Linked DNA regions of Mus musculus: region 2 is linked to region 1. The links are chromatin loops, found by intact Hi-C in ENCODE. Cell type or tissue: left cerebral cortex. All regions are shown on one strand. Region 1 overlaps Colq (collagen-like tail subunit (single strand of homotrimer) of asymmetric acetylcholinesterase). Region 2 holds the start of LOC102639719 (a long non-coding RNA gene).

Evidence for each region. A loop is a pair of places that touch in the nucleus more often than their neighbours do. Peaks named below come from ENCODE experiments on the same cell type or tissue, not always from the same donor. Only the 100,000 strongest peaks of a DNase experiment are listed, where the experiment ranks them.
Region 2: it touches region 1 in a loop (2.1-fold over the local background); 6 of 42 quality-filtered maps call a loop at or near these places.

The regions. Positions count from the first base shown.
Region 1 is chr14:31,531,475-31,533,974 of GRCm38, forward strand. The region is part of intron 12 of Colq (collagen-like tail subunit (single strand of homotrimer) of asymmetric acetylcholinesterase); the gene reads right to left. Among named protein-coding and RNA genes, the nearest start is that of Eaf1, 38 kb to the left of the region's middle. In left cerebral cortex, no CTCF peak of the experiment used is centred here; no DNase peak of the experiment used is centred here.
Region 2 is chr14:31,591,131-31,593,630 of GRCm38, forward strand. It overlaps LOC102639719 (a long non-coding RNA gene), which reads right to left and starts at 584. Exons shown (of 3, transcript XR_874498.2): 1 at 130-584. In left cerebral cortex, no CTCF peak of the experiment used is centred here; no DNase peak of the experiment used is centred here.

The sequences.
Region 1 (2,500 bases):
GAATAGGAAAAGAATTCTGTGGGAAAGCATAGCCTTGGGTTTTGATATTTTCAGAGACTCCAAAGAGACAAGGAGGAACTTGAGAGAGGCACTGGAGCAGCCTTCTGGAATGTTCTATGACCTCAGAGCTCCACCAGAACCGTAGCTCCGGAAAGAGTCAGGGCTTTTCAGATATTCAGCTAATTAGTGGTGTGGCTGATATTTGAATAACTCTGCCCCATTCAGATGACAGGCCCAAGAACACGGGTACTCCCAGGTGCCGTGTTGATTCATTCGTATCCTGTCTGAATACAGGAAAGAAGTGTTCAAAGTTATAATCGTATTACTGCAAATTACATCTTAGATTTTGCCTGTATTCCTTCCTCACTCCCATTCCCCCTTCCCCTGTAACCTGAGTAATTAAAACGTTCCTGCCCTCTCCAACACCAGCTGGTTCCATGGTGCTGAGACAGACTTGAGGTGGCCTCCGGACAGGATGTGGCAGGGAGCCTGCTGCCCCCACCGCAGTCCCCACTGCTTCCGCTTCCTCCCAGGTGTCAGAGGACATCCAGCATCCTGCCAGCTTCCTGCCATGATGCTCTGAACGGCACAGCCTGAATTTCTTCCCCCAGTGTAGCTGTCTTTACTACTTTGTGGGTTCTTCTTTCTTACATCCTTCGCCACCCCCTTTCTTCCACCCTTTTAACCCCTAATCCTAGATAAAAGAGGAAAAAGGACAGAGAGGAAAGGAGAGAGATCCCTGATTAAAGTTAGGGGTTGGAAAGAGGGGCCGACGTTATTGTTAGACTACTTCCTGCTGATATGAGGCATCAAGTTCCCTGGAGCAAGTTTGATCTTGGCTGTTTGGATATCTAATTTCTTCTTCTTTACACAAGACTACTTAACAAACTGCAACCTAGCGGAGCTCTAATACATATATGCCCTTTGAAAAGTTCCCAGAATTCCAAACACCATGAAATCACAGAAACTAGTTGCAGCTGGCAAAACCATGCCCCTGCTAGAGCACAAGACACATCATAGTCGGCTGCTGTGGACAGTCTGAAGCAGCCCCATATCCCACACCTGGGGTTAAAATGAAAACATGTTCCCATAGTTTTTTTTTTTTTTTCAAAGAAACCAAAACTCCTAAAATCTTACTACATTCCAGCCTTATGGCCATGGCCCGTTGTCCAAGGACCTCGATCTCTCTCTCTCCCAGGAACTGCCTGTGGGAAGCAGGTGAAGAGGAGAGCATGAGAAGACAGAGGAACCAGAACAAAACCCAAAGGCCCACGTGGGGCTTCAGGAACCACAGATGGAATCTGGACCTCCAGCAAGCTCTGTGGCTTTGAGGAAGTCCAAGGTTCTTAGACATAAAAGGAAGGACTGGGATAGAGCATTGGACAGAGCTCACTCTAACTTGTGTTCTCGTAAAGGAGGAGGCTTTGAGGAAAGGGCAGAGGGCACAGTTTCTTCTGGAGTTGCTTTGTGGCTTTTGGTTTGACCCTCCCCGCCCAGGCCAGCCTTGGAACTTCCTATACTCTTAAAGGGATACTGGGGTACATCACAATACCTGCAAGTTTGGGGCTTTATCAGGTTAAAATGTGGGGAGTCACTCCAGAGGCCTGCTCAAGCTCTGTATTATTATCCAAGTTAGGCACGGGGATGTCTCTTCTAAACCCCTACTCACACTCCCTGTCCCCTGATTTTCACAAAGAGCAGGGAGACTGACCCACTCTGCCCCTTTGTCCTCTTCACCCCTTCTTCTGGGTAGCTCCTCAGAAAGGAAGTCATTTGAGAGGAAGGATTAGGGAGGGAACATCAGTCTGAAGAGATGGCCAACAGTCCTGCTAGTCTGCAGGTGTAACTCAGGAGGGACAGAGTGAGTCTCTGTAGGGACCAGTCCCTGTGTGGTTGCAGCCACCAGATGCCATAGGGAATGTGATACTGACTCAGTCTTCAGGGTGGCTGGCATCCCGCGGGAAGGTGAGGCACATCTGCTGTGAGTCAGCAGGGGTAGCTTAGCATTAGAGAGTTTGTATATGAAGCCCTGGCCTGTGCTCAACACCTAGTCTCACACACACACACACACACACACACACACACACACACACACATGGAATAAAAAGGAAAGGGAGAAGGAAGGAAGGAAGGAAGGAAGGAAGGAAGGGAAGAGGGAGAGAGAAAAGGAAGTCACCAATGGTGAGAGCTATATGAGAAAGAACAGTGCCTCTTGTTGGGAGAGGATTTGGTGATAGAGAGGGAAATGGGCATACCGCCCCGCCCCCAATCCGGGAGAGAAGGAACTAGGGACCCAGGGAAGGAAAACAAAACTGCTGGCTGCTAAATCTCTGGGTTACCATTCTCAACTGACTGTACAAACATGGCTTTCTGAGAACCCGCTCACAGTCCCCAGGCCCAGGAAGGAACCTGATGGGGCCATGTTTGCAAATACACAATAGCACAAACAGGATCAGTAAAGTCTTAGTTTGCCCTCCACCTTCATATGCATATGCCCGTC
Region 2 (2,500 bases), 60 kb after region 1:
CAAGTACATGAAGACAATGCCCAGTTTCACTGATTGCCAGAGAAATGCAGATCAGAACCCAGTGAGCCATGCTGCTACTCAGCGTTGCCCTCTGAGCTGCCCCATCCTCATGAGCTCAGCTATGCCCACCTGCAATAGTCCATCATAAATGGGCAGGGGGACTCCCTTGATATGCCGGCCACTCCTTCTGGCCATTTGCGTGCAGTTCCACACAAGGCCCTGGGCTGTGGGGAGGGGCTAGAGTGTGTATTGGGGAAGAGTAGATAAAGGGGCTCTGTGAGGTCATGGAGGTGCTGGGTGAAGAAAGTGTCTGTAGAGCAACTGTTTGGGGTTACCTGTGCTCCATCAGTCTCCTCATTCATGTTCTCTAAGTGAACCCAATAAATTGGTTTTCCATTAAGAACTGTGGTGGGATCTTACTTTGCTCTTCTTTAGGACCTTAGGGGTAGGGGAAGACTTTGTTCACATCTCTAGGGAAGGACGTTTCTTATTTCTCCCACATGGAATGGCCATTACAGGGTCCTGGGGAGATAGCTTAGTTGCGGAAATGCTTGTAGCATAAGCAGATTCCAAATTCGTCTCCAATACTCACATGAAAAGCCAGACATTCACAGCCATCACAGCACTGCAGAGGGAGAGACAGGAGCCCTGCCCAGCTCCTAACTGGTCTGGCTGACCAGCCTTAGTCTAAACAGACAGCCCCAGGTCCCGGTGGGAGACCTATCTATCTCAAAAAGCAAGAGTGTAAAGCTGAGAAATGGCTCAGTAAGTCAAAAGTCCCTTAGCAGTCATGAACTCATGAGTGGGATCCCTCCAAGCCCACATTAAAAATGGGCAGTGCAGCCCAGAACAGCAGTGCTGGCCTGTAACTCCTCAGTGGGGTGGGTAGAGGATGGACGATCTCTGGGAGTTTGATTCAGTCAGTCTAGTCAAATGACAAGCTCCAAGTTCAGTGAAGAAACCCTGCCCCAAAAGTTTTGATGGACACCCATAGGGGAAAACAGCCAAAGTCAACCTCTGTTCCCTACATGTATGCATTCACACACACCCAAGTGCACACATGTGTACATGCCACATACACACAGGGATGCTATCATAAAAAAGACAGAAAACTAGCACTCAATAGATCATCATGATGTCACAATGAATCATTGGGTGGTCATGATGTGTCACTGTCCCATCACAAAGGTGCATCGCAGCATCATTGAGGGGCATTGTGCATCGTGAAGACCTACATCAGCTCTGGGGTAACCCAAGGGAACATTCTGATGGCAGAGAAGAGAGCATCGTGATGTGATACCACAATTCACCTTCTAATGACACAATGGCGAATCTTGACATTATAATTTAGCATAGTGATGTCATAGTGGTGTACTGAACCATCACAATTTACATCTGTGATGTCACAGAGTAGTGTGATGTCATCGTTGAGATACTGTGGGTGTCACAATGGGGCATGACACAGTAAAGAATTTTGATACCACATTCACACTGGGATATAAAAACAGTGCAGCAGATCTCTCTCTGATGGCTGGGTGTTCTATGCACTGCTGTCTCCCCCATGCGCTCAACCTCAGAGGAGGAGGGAACAGGAGAGGAAAGAAGCAAGTCTCTTAAATTTTTATTGCTGTAACAAAAATACTTGAGAAAAAAATTAAGAAGGAAATGTTTGTTTGGTTCATGATTTCAGGTTTCAACCCTTAGTTGGCAGGATCCATGCCTTGGGTGGGAGGTGACTCAGCATATCAGAGCTAGTGGGAGCTGTGGTGGGCTGTTGACCTTCTGATACAAAGAAGAAAGGGGAGGGGAGGGGAGGGGAGGGGAGAGAAGGGAAGGGAAGGGAAAAGAAGGGACAGGGAGGAGAAAGGTGGGAAGGGAAAGAACAGAGAGAGAGAAAGAAAGGGAGAGAGAGAGAAGGGAAAAAGGGAGGAAGAGAGGAAGGAGGGAGAGAAGGAAGAGAAGGAGGGAGGGAGGAAGGGAGAGAGAGAGCAAAGAAAAAAGAACATTCAAGTCCATGTTGTATCTAAGTCCTATCTCCTAGTTTTTACCACTTCCACATAAAACTGTCGAATTATGAACCCATCAGTGGCTTAGCCTACTAAGGCAGAGCCCTCATGATCTGACCACTTCCCTAAAGACTCTTCTCTGAATACTGACTGGAAACCAAACCTTAGACACATGGGCCTTTTTGGAGGACACTTCATAGTCAAGCATAACGCTAAGATAGACTAAGCACTTAAAAGAGACCTAAGTTTTGGGGGCTGCTGAGATGGCTTAGCTGTTAGAGTACTGCCTGCTCTTCCAGAGAATCTGGGTTCCCAGGACCCACGTGGTGGCTCACAAGTCTGTAATCCAGGGGATTGAATGCCATTGTATTAGTCAGGGTTCTCTTAAGGAACAGAACTGATACAATGAATCCCCCCCCACACACACACACACACGTATATAGGATTTATTCACATGGCTTAAAGTCTGTGGTCAGATCAATCCAGCAATGGCC